Regions from separate parts of the Homo sapiens genome. Here region 2 is linked to region 1. Evidence: chromatin contacts called from ENCODE Hi-C or POLR2A ChIA-PET data. All regions are on one chromosome and are shown on one strand. The core of a region is the stretch at or near the end of the contact, and the rest is flanking DNA. Distances in the headings are between cores, read along the strand shown. Region 1 overlaps NINJ2 (ninjurin 2). Region 2 overlaps WNK1 (WNK lysine deficient protein kinase 1).

Region 1 (6,962 bases), core at 1,849-4,348:
CACGATCTTGGCTCATTACAACCACCACCTCCTGGGTTTACGCAATTCTCCTGCTTCAGCCTCCTGCATAGCTCAGATTGCAAGGGCACACCACCACACCCAGCTAATTTTTGTATTTTTAGTAGAGACAGGGTTTCACCATGTTGGCCAGGCTGGTCTCGAACTCCTGACCTCAAGTGATCTGCCTGCCTCAGCCTCCCAAAGTTGGGATTATAGGCATGAGCCACTGTGCCCGGCTCCCAGGGCTTTCTTGAAGTGGCATAAAAGTAAGAAAGGATTTTAGAAATCATTTAGTCTAAACTCCTCCTGGTTACACCTTTGGAAGCATTTCCCTGTAGATATTCTTCCCATACCCACCATACCTCTTTCTTGGCAATAAATAACCTGCTAGAAGTCAGAAGAGAGAAAAACTTCCATGAGTTTCCAGGAAGCGAGGCCATTATTACTTGTTGTAGGAGGTTGCCCCCCAATATCTATTTGACCTTCTTGCAGGATAGTAGAATATTTGACGGGATGCATGACCACTTAGCTAAAGTCAGCATTTCCCAATCCGTCTTGCAGCAGCAGGGCTGTATGACCAAGGTCTGGCTAATGAGAACTTAGCAAGAAGAATTGTGGCCCTAAAAGGAAGGCACCTGTCTTCTCTATCCCCTCCCTCCCTTTTTCCCAGGCTGGAATGTGGAGATTGTGGTGAGCATCTTCAATCATGTGTATAAGGTACATATCCCAGGAGCAGAGCAACAAGCTAGAAGGAGCTTGGGTCCCAAACACCGTGGAGCTACTGTATTATCCCTGGACTGTCTGCACGCAGACTATTACACACAGGCGAGAAATAAACTTCCATTTTGGTCTAAGCTGTTATTATTTGGCGTCTTGCGTCAGTGAAACCTGCATCCTAACACAACACTCTGTGGGGTGTCGGGGCAGTCGCAACCTCCCGTTCTCTGAGAAACCCCCAATTCCACACACCTAGGAGGTAGCCTGGTGACATTATATCCGGTCCAGGAATATCTGGCTCAGGCTGGGTAGAGTAGGGGCGGGAGTCCTGTCCAAGCAGGGCCAATCAGATTTTCCCTTCCATTAATCTGGAACTGAGATTCACTGTTGCTATTCAACCTCCACGGACTACATGAACCAAGATGCACCAGGAGAAGCAAAAATGAGAGGCCAGGCAGCCCCAGAAAAGCAGAGGGAAGGAGCTGTCTGGGTTGGTAGGGCTCGAGGTTCTGGCCCAGGCACTTGGATGACCTCCCTGATCTCCCTGTTGTGTGGTTCTTGGGAGAGATCCTGACACTTTATGATAAACTCCCTCTTTTGGTCTCAGATGCTTTAGGTTCCTTTCTGTCACCCGTAACCCAAAGTGCCTGAGTCTCTTCTGATCCTTGTAAAGATCTGTGTATCCTCAAAACCAGAGGACCCATGTGTCTGCAGCACACCCTTGGCACACCGGGTCCTCTCCGTCACTGCAATCATAGAAGGTCCTGAGGTGAACTAGGTAGATAGACAGATTGATCGCCTGATCGGCTGATTGGTGAATCAATCCATGGGTCTTCCAAGGGATGCTAAACAGGCCTCATGGAATCACAGAATCAGGGTGAAAGGGACAAAAGGCATCAGGCAAGGTGTGACCAGAAAGGCTTAGTGACATGTCCAAAGCGTGCAATTCAGTGGCAGAGTTTCAACTGGACCCCAGCCCAGCACTCCCAGGTTCACTCCTCCTCCCCTGCCATCCCTGGCTGGCCCAATCTGGGGGTGCTCTGACACACTAGGAATAGTTTCCCCATGCTAATGAGCAAAATCCCTGTGACAGCTATGTCAAATCAAGCATATCTGCGGCTCCTAAGAAAAATGAAAATGTATCCTTTTCTCCTTTTTCTGGGTCTTTCTCTATAATTCTAAATCTCATCACGCATTTTAAATAATAAATGGGCTGGGGGCGGTGGCTCATGCCTATAATCCCAGCACTTTTGTAGGCTGAGGCAGGTGGATCACCTGAGGTCAGGAGTTCAAGACTAGCCTAGCCAATATGGTGAAACCCCATCTCTACTAAAAGTACAAAAAATTAGCTGGGCATAGTGGCAGGCACCTGTAATCCCAGCTACTTGGGAGGCTGAGGCAGGAGAATTGCTTGAACTTAGGAGGCAGAGGTTGCAGTGAGCCAAGATTGCGACATTACACTCCAGACTAGGAGACAGAACGAGACTCTGTCTCAAAAATAAATAAATAGGCCGGGCGCGGTGGCTCACGCCTGTAATCCCAGCACTTTGGGAGGCTGAGGCGGGCAGATCACGAGGTCAGGAGATCAAGACCATCCTGGCTAATACGGTGAAACCCCGTCTCTACTAAAAATTCAAAAAATTAGCCGGGCGTGGTGGCGGGCGCCTGTAGTCCCAGCTACTCAGGAGGCTGAGGCAGGAGAATGGCGTGAACCCAGGAGATGGAGCTTGCAGTGAGCCGAGATCGCGCCACTGCACTCCAGCCCGGGTGACAGAGTGAGACTTTGTCTCAAAAAATAATAATAATAAATTAAATAAATAAATTAATTAATTAATTAAAAATGGCCTTTCTTCTCTGGAAGGAGCAATGATGGTACCTCCACCATGTGCCAGGCCCCACACTGGCATTTTCTTTCCAGGTGCTATTCATTTAAGCCCTTCCAGAAGCCACAGGCATGTGGGGTGGAGAAAGGCCAAGCAGCTTGTCCATAGCACGTGGCTAGTAAGAACAGTCTCTTACACGATGTCCTACTGCCTCCTAAAGAAGACCATCCTTAGCGATGGTTGCTGCCTTGACTTTCCAGCCTTCTCCACAGGCACCTGCTCAGCTTGGTTTGGGTCCATGGGTATTGGGAAGTTACTAATCCCACTGTGGTTTATACCTCATGACTTCTTGCATTCGGCTGAATATTCTAGACTGCATGAGGGAGAGGACTGTGTGTAGGTCCAGGGACTTGGTCTTGGGAGAACATAAGTCTGGGTCGTTGGGTGGTGGCAGAACAAAATGTTTGGAGATGGAATCTAGATGATCATCTGTGCGTGAGCTTCATGCCCAGGGGACATGGTGGGGTGGGGGTGGCGGTGTGCCTGTGTGCCCACGGGGGGCTCAGCAGATGGCACTCTTCCCTCACAGTCCTGCCGGGCCTGGCTCCCTCCCTCTGTCTTCTTCCCCTTGCATTCCCTACTTGCCTCTCTACATGTCTTCCTCCTCCATGCCTAGACGTTCTTTAGTACCTGTGCTCTAAGAGGATTCCTGCTTCCCTCTTATCCAGAGAAGTCACTTAGTTAGCTCATTTTTTTTTCCTCCAAAGAAGGGAACAAAGGCTTGACACCTCAGGGCTCGGCCTGCCTGTTTTTTGAGCTGTGTTTGCACCCAGAGCTGAGTGTCTGTCTAGCTCAGGTTCCCAGAGGCCTAGGGGCAAGACCATGTCTTCACACGTCGGGCAGCGTGCATTGTCAGCGCTCTATGAAAAACAAATAGCAGTTATGCAAAGACAAGGAAGCTGCTGGCTCATGGAGGCTGTGGTCCCGAGCTCAAAAGATGCAGGCTTGAGGTCTTAACTGCTTCCATTTAGCGCACAAGCCCACGTCCCTGACACCAGCCACAGGAGGATTCTGCACTCCCATGGTCTCTCTGAAGAGTCGGGAGAGCGGTTTGTGTGAATGTGTAAGGTAGGGGAGGACTCTCTGATTTCATTATGGATTATAGAAATAATAACCTACAGTCATCTTTCAGCTCTGATAAATGAGTGACTCTCAAAGGAGATATGCACGCCCCATTAGGAAGCTACATCCAAATCTCAGCAATCAGGGTGCTAAATGAGAACACCTTATATTTACCAAGAGGAGCATGATTTTTTTAAATGACTGACAGCTTTTCCAAAGGCTAGATCTCCTTCTCGTTCTTTTCTCTACTAAGAAACTCTGGCTCATGCCTGTAATCCCAGCACTTTGGGAGGCCGAGGCAGGTGGATCACCTGAGGTCAGGAGTTCAAGACCAGCCTGACCAACACAGAGAAATCCCGTCTCTACCAAAAATAAAAAATTAGCCGGGCGTAGTGGCGCATGCCTGTAATCCCAACTACTTGGGAGGCTGAGGCAGGAGAATTGCTTGAACCTGGGAGCCGGAGGTTGCAGTGAGCCGAGATCACACCATTGCACTCTAGCCCCGGGCGACAAGAGCGAAACTCCATCTTAAAAAAAAAGAAACTCTGCTCACCCTTCAAAGCCCAGCTCCACTGCCACAGCCCTTGGGAAGCCTTCCTCAGCTCCTATCGGCTAAATTTATCCCTCTTTCTCAGTTCTCCCAAAGCATTTGCTTCACTCCACTAGTACAGCACGTACCATGGGCTATTAGAGGGCTATGTGTGGGACTGTCATCCTGTGGGCTGCATGCATCCCAAGCACAGGAAATGTGCCTCACACGACTTCACATGCCCTTTTCAGGGTCATCTGACAAGCAAGGGAAAATCCTACAATTGGCAGAGCAGTTGTGTTGATGTAGGAAGTGTCTGAGAGGAAAGGGCTGAAAGGAAAAGTGAGGCACACTCTCGGAGAGCTAGAATATCATTCCAGGGGGTTTTAGCTAGGGTGAGGGGCTGCAGAAAGCAGTACTTGTAATGGGCCAGAGGTATAGTAGTTAGAGAAAGCTGATAAGAATTTGTTGCGGTAAAGGAAGTTCTCAGGAAGGTAAAGGACTGGTTCAAGGAAACTTCTGAGTATAAAAAAACCAGGACTGCATTGCCATTTCAACGGGTTGCCTGGACTAGATTTTGAAGCAAAGTCCTATAGTCAGGAAAACTCCAGGAGCTGACTTGGACTTCTCCAAGAACAGAGGCTGGAGGAGGAAAGAAGGAAGCAAAGGCCATGGTAATGACCTTACCATTGGGATAAACTGTGTCAAGCTGCACTGAGTAACCAGGTTGTGTCCTGTAAGTTACTAATCCCACCATGGTTTATACCTCATGACTTCTTGCATTCTGCTGAATATTCTAGACTGCCTGAGAGAGAGGACTGTGTGTAGGTCCAGGGGTTTGGTCTTGGGAGAACATAAGACTGGGTCGTTGGGTGGTGGCAGAACAAAATGTTTGGAGATGGAATCTAGACGATCATCTGTGCGTGAGCTTCATTACAGTGAAGAGTGGGACTGCTCTGGTCCCAGGGTAATGACGGTGACAGTGCTGCAGGTTGCAGGAAACCCACCCCATTCCCCCTCCAAATAGGAAAGAGGCCACGATGCCAAGAAAAGGGACTTCTTGACTACAAAATGGGCCTAGCTACCAACTTATAAATTAGAAGCAAGACTTCTGAGTGGTGTCAGGAAACTGCTAGTGTTCTCCTCTCTTGTACCTTTAAGATTTATCCAAAATGAGACACCTTTCTACACAATAGCATCTGATGTGACCTAAGTGTGGAGACAAGAATCCCTAGTTGAACCAATGAAGGATCAAAAGACGCTAAAAGCTTACCTTGGCATCTCAGGCACTTGGAAAGCTAGCATTGCCTCCAGTTCTTTAAAAAAAGTGTGCTCAGCCGGGCGCAGTGGCTCATGCCTGTAATCCCAGCACTTTGGGAGGCCAAGGTTGGCGGATCACCTGAGGTCAAGAGTTCAAGACCAGCCTGGCCAACATGGTGAAACCCCGTCTCTACTAAAAATACAAAAATTAGCCAGACGTGGTGGCGCACACCTGTAATCCCTGCTACTCGGGAGGCTGAGGCAGGAGAATCGCTGGAACCTGGGAGGCGGAGGTTGCAGTGAGCTGATCACTCCATTGCACTCCAGCCTGGGCGACAAAGCAAGACTCCATCTCAAAAACAAAAAAGTGTGTTCACCCCCTGTTCTTGCCCTAGGTCCCTAATCTAAGCGAAGTTGTTGTAGTAAAGCCTGGGATGCGCTAAGAGGACAACAGAGGAAAGACACTGGGGGAAGAGCCCACAGCAGTCAGAGCACGTCCTCCCCTCACGAAGCCTTCCCTAAAGCCCTGGCCGCGTGCTGAGAATCCTTCCTTCTAATCCTGCCCCTGCATATCCGTGGCCCAAGCATTCCTTCTGCCTCCAGACCTGCCTCCACAACAGCTGATGAGGCAAGTGTCCTGGCTGAAGCGCAGCAGTTCACATCCCCTTTCTTTCTGGCCTTGACATTAGAGGATGCCTGTGCAGCTCTGAAGCTCCTGGGGATAAAAGGCTCAGGCTGCTGTGCTTCTTCTCACAGGTCCCTGAGCTCCCCCAGGGCTTTCCTACACAGAAGGCCGGCTGGCTGAGCACTCCCAGCTGCAGCCCCGCTGGCGTCGCCGTGTTTTCTGTGCTCTGCGCTCACTCCCCAGGACGTTCTGGTTTCCTCATCTCAGCTCTCTTTGTTTAGCCACAGAGATTGGGCAACTTCTGTTGGGCAGCGAGGTCAGGGCCCTGCCTCCTAAGAAGGGGCCTCTCCCTCACAGGTCAGTCTGAAGTCACTTGTTCTCCAAGCCCTTGCTCACCCCAGGGCCCTGACACTCAAGTCCATCCAACACCAGGTGCCTCTTTCTCTGGGCACTTGGTGCCCAGGTAAAATTTTCAGATATTATTGCTGTTTTTAACATTATTCAGTGAATAACGTACTCTGGTGGTCTGAAAGGGATAAGGGGGGATTCTGATTTACGGATTTAATGTCAGACTGCATAAAAGCCTCCTCTCTCTCCTTCGGAAGTTTTCTAGGGTGCTAGGTGGCAGCAACCCTGTTCTGTCAATAGGACCATCTGAACCCGTAGGAGCTCCTTGCTGGACAATGCCAAAGTGCGGCTGCAGTATGTGGTTAAAAGTCCCGTGGAGAGTTGGTAATGAGGAGGTGGGGGTGAGGAGTTGGTAATGAGGAGGTGGGGGTGAGGAGTTGGTAATGAGGTGGGGGTGAGGAGTTGGTAATGAGGTGGGGGTGAGGAGTTGGTAATGAGGTGGGGGTGAGGAGTTGGTAATAAGGTGGGGGTGAGGAGT
Region 2 (6,962 bases), core at 3,020-5,519, 180 kb after region 1:
ATTTTACTATTTCTCTCACCACACACACACACACACACACACACACACACATACACAAAATTATGAACACATAATAAAGGACTTCCTTATAACTAAGAAAAAGATAATACATGAATAGAGAGGCCTATCTGGAAATTTTCATGTATATGCACAACATTTCAGTGATAACAGAGTGGCTGTTATAAATAATGATCGTAAAGTGCGGTTATAAATTATATCATGTATGTGAAAATTATTTTTTGTACAGTATGGTTCTTTATCTAAAACGTAGATCTTTGCTTTTCTATAATAACATTCTCTTCTAGGTTTCAGCTTATACTTGACGCAAGAGGTTCTTTGAGAGAGCTTCTTTTTTAAAAAAAAAAAAACTACATTTCCTATTACATTTTATATCTAGCCTGCCACCCTAAGATGGAAATCCATTTTAGTTCATCAGGTATTTATTAATGGTTTCACTTTGTGAAAGATATTGAAGAGGGCAGATAAAATTGTCATTTACAGCTTACTTAGCATAGTACATTGTGCTTAAAATATATGACATTAATATAAATGATGCCCTTTCTTGATAATTTTTTTTATCTCTAATCTTAAATTGGGGGATGATGTTTCTTTTTAGCCTTTTTATTTTTATACATATGGTTGTCCAAGAGTCATGTATTAACCCAGGTTTAGAACACATCATAATGTCACTGCCTCCACTTCCCAGACTCCAATAGGGAATAGCAGCTTTATTCTACCCAGGTCCTATCAGAGGGTGCACAACAGATGAGGGGAATTGCAGGATTTCCCAGTACACCAAACTGTTGGTCAGCCTTCCTGCCTTTATTCCCCATGTAGACCTAAATACAGAAACTTTTTAATTATCTTGGTTATACCTAAACATTGCTACTCCCCTACGCTAGCCCCGCAAAAGTGAGAGAGCTTGTCAAGGCAAAGTTTTTTGAAGGAAGAAGCCACATGAAATGAGAGAGGGAAATAATGTATACTGTGAGCTTAGGAAGAGCAAAGGTATAAAGGTGATAGAGAGATTGGCACAGAACTACAGTAGTATATGTATTAGTTCTGATTAATAAATGTTTCAATTTTTATGATACTGTTATTCTTTTTTTTTTTTTTTTTTTTTTGAGGCGGAGTCTCACTGTGTCACCCAGGCTGGAGCGCAGTGGTGCAATCTCGGCTCACTGCAGCCTCCGCTTCCCAGCCTCAAGTGATTCTCCCTGCCTCAGCCTCCTGAGTAGCTGGGACTACAGGCACCCGCCACCACGCCCAGCTAATTTTTTTGTACTTTTAGTAGATGTGGGGTTTCACCATGTTGGCCAGCCTGGTCTAGAACTCCTGACCTCGTGATCCGCCCACCTCAGCCTCCCAAAGTGCTGGGATTACAGGTATGAGTCACCACGCCCGGCTGATACTGTTATTCTTGTAACAAAAAAGCTTACAATGAGGAATACATTTATATTGTTTTGCTTAAGATTAAAGCCATATAAAAAATTTACAGCAGAACCTGGAAGTTCTTTCTTGACCCTAACCTCCTTTACTCCTTTGCCCAGAGGCAACCATATATTTGTATGTATTTCCAATTCTTCATGCTTTTACACAAATATGTACTCACATTAAAAAAAATATATATAAACATATTATTCTATGACTTTTTTTTTCTTTAATTCATAGAGTTCTTAATCAGGTCTAGTGAACTCAGGACAAGAGACACAACTTGGATATAAATACCTTTAAGCCTCTGTTTTCTTCATGTGTAAAATGAGGGTAATGTTTTAGTGTTATTACAAGGTTTAAATGAGACTACATGTGGACACCTTAGCCTGGTAACTAAGTCACGGTAGCTGCTATTATTAATAAACAAGGCTAACATGCTTCTATATGATCCTCCTGTACCTAAGAAATAAACTTATAGCAATAGAGCACAATCAGCCAGCCATTTAATTTTAGAGAATAACATCTTCATGTGGCCTAGTAAAAATGACTGTTACCAAATAATAGGCTTTTTATGATGAATGAATGAGTCAGATGTTTTCTCTGTAGTTTTTAGAATCATTGAGATACCAAATTCTTAGCTGTTTTATGGAAGAACTTTATAAAGTAGAGTTTACTGAAGTTGGGTGACTAGAAAAGCCTATAAAGTTAAAAAGGAGAAAACGTGTTGGTTCTCCTAATTAATGTAAATTAAAACAAGGAGACTGCCCACAAGAGCTAAATAGTAAATTTCGGTCAAAAATAATGATAGTATTTCTTTTTTCAATTGGTAGTAAAACATTGGAAATAATTATTCCAAATGAAAAGACAGGTTGATAACAGTTTTCAAAAGGATCAGGATAATAGAGATTCATATTGGGTGACGGTATGGTTTTAGAACTGTCTTCCCTATTCTTCCTAAATGAAGTGGGCCATTTCTTCTCACTATATGTATATTCTTGTCTGGCCCTGAGACAGAACACTGGATTAGAAGCACTATAGGTTGACTAAATATGGCAGTTCTTAAATCTATATGATGATAGTTTGCATTATTTTATTGTTAACTTACCATTTGCATTTTTATAAACAGCTTTATTGAGATAATTCACATACTATACAATTCACTTGGTTAAAATATACAATTCAGTGGTTTTTAAAGTATATTCAGAATTGTGCAACCATCACAGTACTAAGTTTTAGAACATTTTAATCACTTCCTCCAAAAAAAAAGAAAACTCCATTTCCCCTCAACTCTTCCAGTTGTGTGGATAACCACTAACCTACTATGTCTCTAGATTTGCCTATTCTGGACATTTTATATAAGTGGAACCATATAATATGTGATCTCTTGTGACTGGCTTTTTTCACTCAGTGTAATGTTTTTAATGTTCATCCATGTTATAGCATGGATCAGCACTTCATTTTTATGGTTGAGTAATTAATATTTGATTGTATGGAGATACCATTGTGTTTATTCATCAGTTGATTGACATTTGTGTTGTTTCCCGTTTTGGGTTATTATGAATAATGCTGCTATAAACGTTCATTTATAAGGTTTTATATTAACATATACTTGAATTTCTCTTGAGCAGATAGTAAAGAGTGAAATTGCTGGGTTATATGGTAATTCTGTTGAACCTTTTAAGGAACTGCAAACCTGTTTTTCAAGGTGACTACCATTTTACATTCTCTACAGCAGCGAATGAGGGTTCCAATTTCTTTACATCTTCATCTGCGCTAATAAGGTTAAGCATAATGTTAGCTGTGGGGTTTTCCTAGATGCCCTTTATCCAACTGAAGATGTTCCTTTTTCCTAGTTGGTTGAATTTTTTTTTTTTTTTAAATGAAAGGGTGTTGGACTTCGGTGCTTTTTCTGTGTCTATGGAGATAATCGTATGGGCTTTGTACTGTATGGGGTGTACTACACTAATTTTTGGATGCTAAACCTTGGATTCCTGGGATAAATCCCATGTGGCCATGGGAAATAATCCTTTTTAGTTGCTGGATTTGGTTTGTTTGTATTTTGGTGAGGATTTTTGTGTTTGTATTAATAAGGAATATTCTTCTTTTAAAATATTTATGTATTCATTTATTAGAGACAGTCTTGCTCTGTCATCTTGGCTGGAGTGCAGAGGCACAATCATGGCTCACTGTAACCTCAAACTCCTGAGCTCAAGCAGTTCTCCCACCTCTGTCTCCCAAGTAGCTAAGACTATGGGTGCGTATCATCGTGCCTGGCTAATTTTTTTAAAAAATTGTGTAGAGATGTGGTCTTGCTGTGTTGCCCAAGCTGGTCTTGTTCTAACCTCAAGTGATCCTCCTGCCTTGGCCTCCTGAAGAGCTAGGATTACAGTCATGAGCTACCATGCCTGGCCAAGATACTGTCCTTTAGTTTCCTTGTGATGTTTCTATCTGGCATTGGTGTTAGGTTAATACTGGCCTCATAGAATTCCTCTTATATTTTTTGGAAGAATTTGTGAATAATTGATGTCAATTATTTAAGTGTTTTATAGAACTCATCAGTGAAGTGATCTGGGCCTGGGCTTTTCATTGTGGAAAGTTTGTTAAATTACTAATTCAGTCTCCTTTCTTGTTATAGGTCTATTCAGATTTTCCGTTGTTTTTTTTTTTTTTTTCTTGAGTCAGTTTCTGATATGGTTTGGCTCTGTATCCCCCCACCCAAGTCTCACTTTGAAATGTAATAATCTTCATGTGTCAGTGGCGGGGCCAGCTGGAGGTAATTGAATCATGGGGGCCGTTTCCTCCATACTGTTCTCATGATAGTGAATAAGTCTCAGAGATCTGATGGTTTGATAAGGGGAAACTGTTTTGCTTGGTTGGTTCTCATTCTCTGTCTGCCACCATTGATGTAAGACATGACTTGCTCCTCCTTGCCTTCTGCCACGATTCTGAGGCCTCCCCAGCCACATAGAACTGTGAGTACAGTTAAACCCAGTCTTGGATATGTCTTTATCAGCAGCATGAAAACTGACTAATACAGTTTCTATAGTTCGTGTCTTTCTAGGAATTTCTTTCCATTTTATCTAGATCATCTACTCTCTTGCTATACAGTTTCTTGAAGTTTGCCCATTATAATATTGATACTGTTGCTTACTGTTTTCTCTTTGTTCCTTTAAAGAAAAAAATTTTTATGCTTTGGGGGTCATTTAACATTTCTCTTTTTATCCATTGGCTTAACAAGTATCTTCTTTTCTCCTTCTTCTTTTTGAGACAGAGTCACACTCTGTCACCCAGGCCAGAGTGCACTGGTGCAAATCTCAGCTGACTGCAACCTCTGCCTCCCGGGTTCAAGTGACCTTCCCACCGCAGCCTCTTGAGTAGCCCTCCACCATGCCCAGCTAATTTTTGTATGCGTTTGTAGAGACAGGGTTTCACCATGTTGTCCAGGCTGGTCTTGAATTCCTGAGCTCAGGTGATCTGCCCTTCCTGGCCTCCCAAAGTGTTGGGATTACAGACGTGAGCCACCACTCCTGACCATGTATCTTATTTTTAATTTTTTTTAGTGGTTGCTCTTGTGCTTATAATATACATTTTAAATTAATCTGCCTTCAAATAATATTCTACCCTTCAAGATTAGTATAAGGACCTTGTAACAGTATATTCTTAATTCCTTTATTCCATCTGTTGTGCTACTTGTCATGTATTTTTCTGAAGTATAGGAACCAGAGAAATTATAAGGCAGAGGAGTAGGAAACACATACTTTCCTGTATTACGCAATAAGGAGCTTGATAATTGGAAAGGGAAAGGGAAATGAATATATGAGAAATTCAGAAAGAATATAATCAGAATTCTTAATGAAATTTGAAACCTCAGGTGATCCACCCACCTTGGCCTCCCAAAGTGCTGGGATTACAGGCATGAGCCACTGCGCCCAGCTGAAATCTCAAATTGAAGTTGAATGATCAATTTGGGATAACTTAAATTTCTTTGTGGCTATAGACAGATCTATTTCAAGAAGTCTCCCTACCTAACCATTTTTCCTGCCCCTAAAAAACAAAACCAGAAAGTTCTGAGAATCATCCTAGACTTCTCTTCCTCCTTTATATCTTCATTTTCCATTTCTAATCAGCCACCTTGTCATCTTGATTCTCCCTCATCTGTACCAATATATCAACCAAAAATGATCTTCCTAAGTCTAATTACACTTCTCTCTGTTCCACACCAATGCAAGCATGATCAATCTTATGAAGATGCAAATCTGATCACATCTTTTAAAATTTTCGGTGGTGCCCTATTCTCCACAGTATAAATTTTAATCTCCTTATTGTTATGTGAAGTTCTCAAGATTTTAGTGTTTATCCAATCTTCTCTCCTACCATCTCTTCTAAAATTATATAAACAATTCCCAGACTTTATTTTAAGTTACTATACATATGCTGATTTTCATTTCCACACCCACGTTCTTCTTTTTGCATTCCTATTAAATTCATATTCATGAAAATAAATAAATGTTTCTTTAAAGAATCCTCTCAGAAATTAATCTCTTTTTTGTCTCCTTGTTGTACTTATACGCTCTTCTCATAATGATTGTGTCATTCTTACTGTGATTACTGTGTTCTTTAAGGCTGTAGCTATAATTGTTGGATGGATATTGTGTTCAATAAAGATTGGCAGAATTTAGCTAGAGTTTAGTAACATTTTTATGATTACCTTCTATATAAGAGAAACATCAGATTAGTGGTTTTGAATCAGTATTGTAATGTAAAATTTCTTTATACCAATAAATTTAAGTTTTATAAAAAGGTAGATTTTGGGGGAATGTTAGATTTTCAAATGATCGTAATAATACAGCAGCAATCCTAATGATAGTATGCAAATTATCGGCGTTCAGTTGGTGTCAATTTCAACTTTAGGTATTCTACCTATGCCATACTTTTATTTATTATTGCATCAAATGCAGACAGGTTCTACTCTCTACTTTGTAAGATGACCATAATACTCTCACTCTCTTAAAATCACTATCTGGCCAGGCGGCTGTGGCTCACACCTGTAATCCCAGCACTTTCGGAGGCCGAGGCAGGTGGATCACTGGAGGTCAAGAGTTCGAGACGAGCCTGGCCAACACCGTGAAACCCCCATCTTTACTGAAAATACAAAAAAATTAGCCGGGCATGGTGGCGGGCGCCTGTAATCTCAGCTACTCAGGAGGCTGAGACAGGATAATCGCTTGAACCCGGGAAGTGGAGGTTGCAGTGAGCCGAGATCGCACCACTGCACTCCAGCCTGGGTGACAGAGTGAGACTCTGTCTCAAAAAAAAAAAAAAAAAATCACTGTCTAACCTCTATTCTATGTATTTTACATTGTGAAGATGAGTAATATTAATATCTGCCTTCTGTCTTTTAAAAATGTCTAAAAGTGAAAATCAATTGTGTCTGGCTGACATTTCTCTAAGGTAACTAGTTATGGATAGAGCTCCTTTTTATACTTCCTTGTTCTGCTTCCTGGTTTTCCTGTCATTTCAAATTGCCT

The links. Hi-C counts contacts between places; a loop is a spot of excess contacts on that map. ChIA-PET counts read pairs that join two places held with the same protein, here RNA polymerase II (POLR2A). Pooled maps may share reads with other maps.
Region 2: a pooled map shows a loop between it and region 1 (2.0-fold over the local background). The contact joins two enhancer-like sites. A Hi-C loop is called at or near these places in 5 of 50 pooled maps. POLR2A ChIA-PET finds 5 or more read pairs at or near these places in 7 of 52 experiments (GM12878, T-cell, WTC11 and 4 more).

What each region holds. Positions count from the first base shown.
Region 1 is chr12:611,398-618,359 of GRCh38, forward strand. The region is part of intron 1 of NINJ2 (ninjurin 2); the gene reads right to left. Among named protein-coding and RNA genes, the nearest start is that of NINJ2-AS1, 16 kb to the right of the region's middle. Within about 2 kb of position 3,099, at least 10 of the 41 ENCODE cell types and tissues checked have a DNase peak (open chromatin) inside an H3K27ac peak, as active enhancers do.
Region 2 is chr12:791,207-798,168 of GRCh38, forward strand. All of the region lies in intron 1 of WNK1 (WNK lysine deficient protein kinase 1), which reads left to right. Among named protein-coding and RNA genes, the nearest start is that of WNK1, 42 kb to the left of the region's middle. Within about 2 kb of position 4,270, at least 3 of the 41 ENCODE cell types and tissues checked have a DNase peak (open chromatin) inside an H3K27ac peak, as active enhancers do.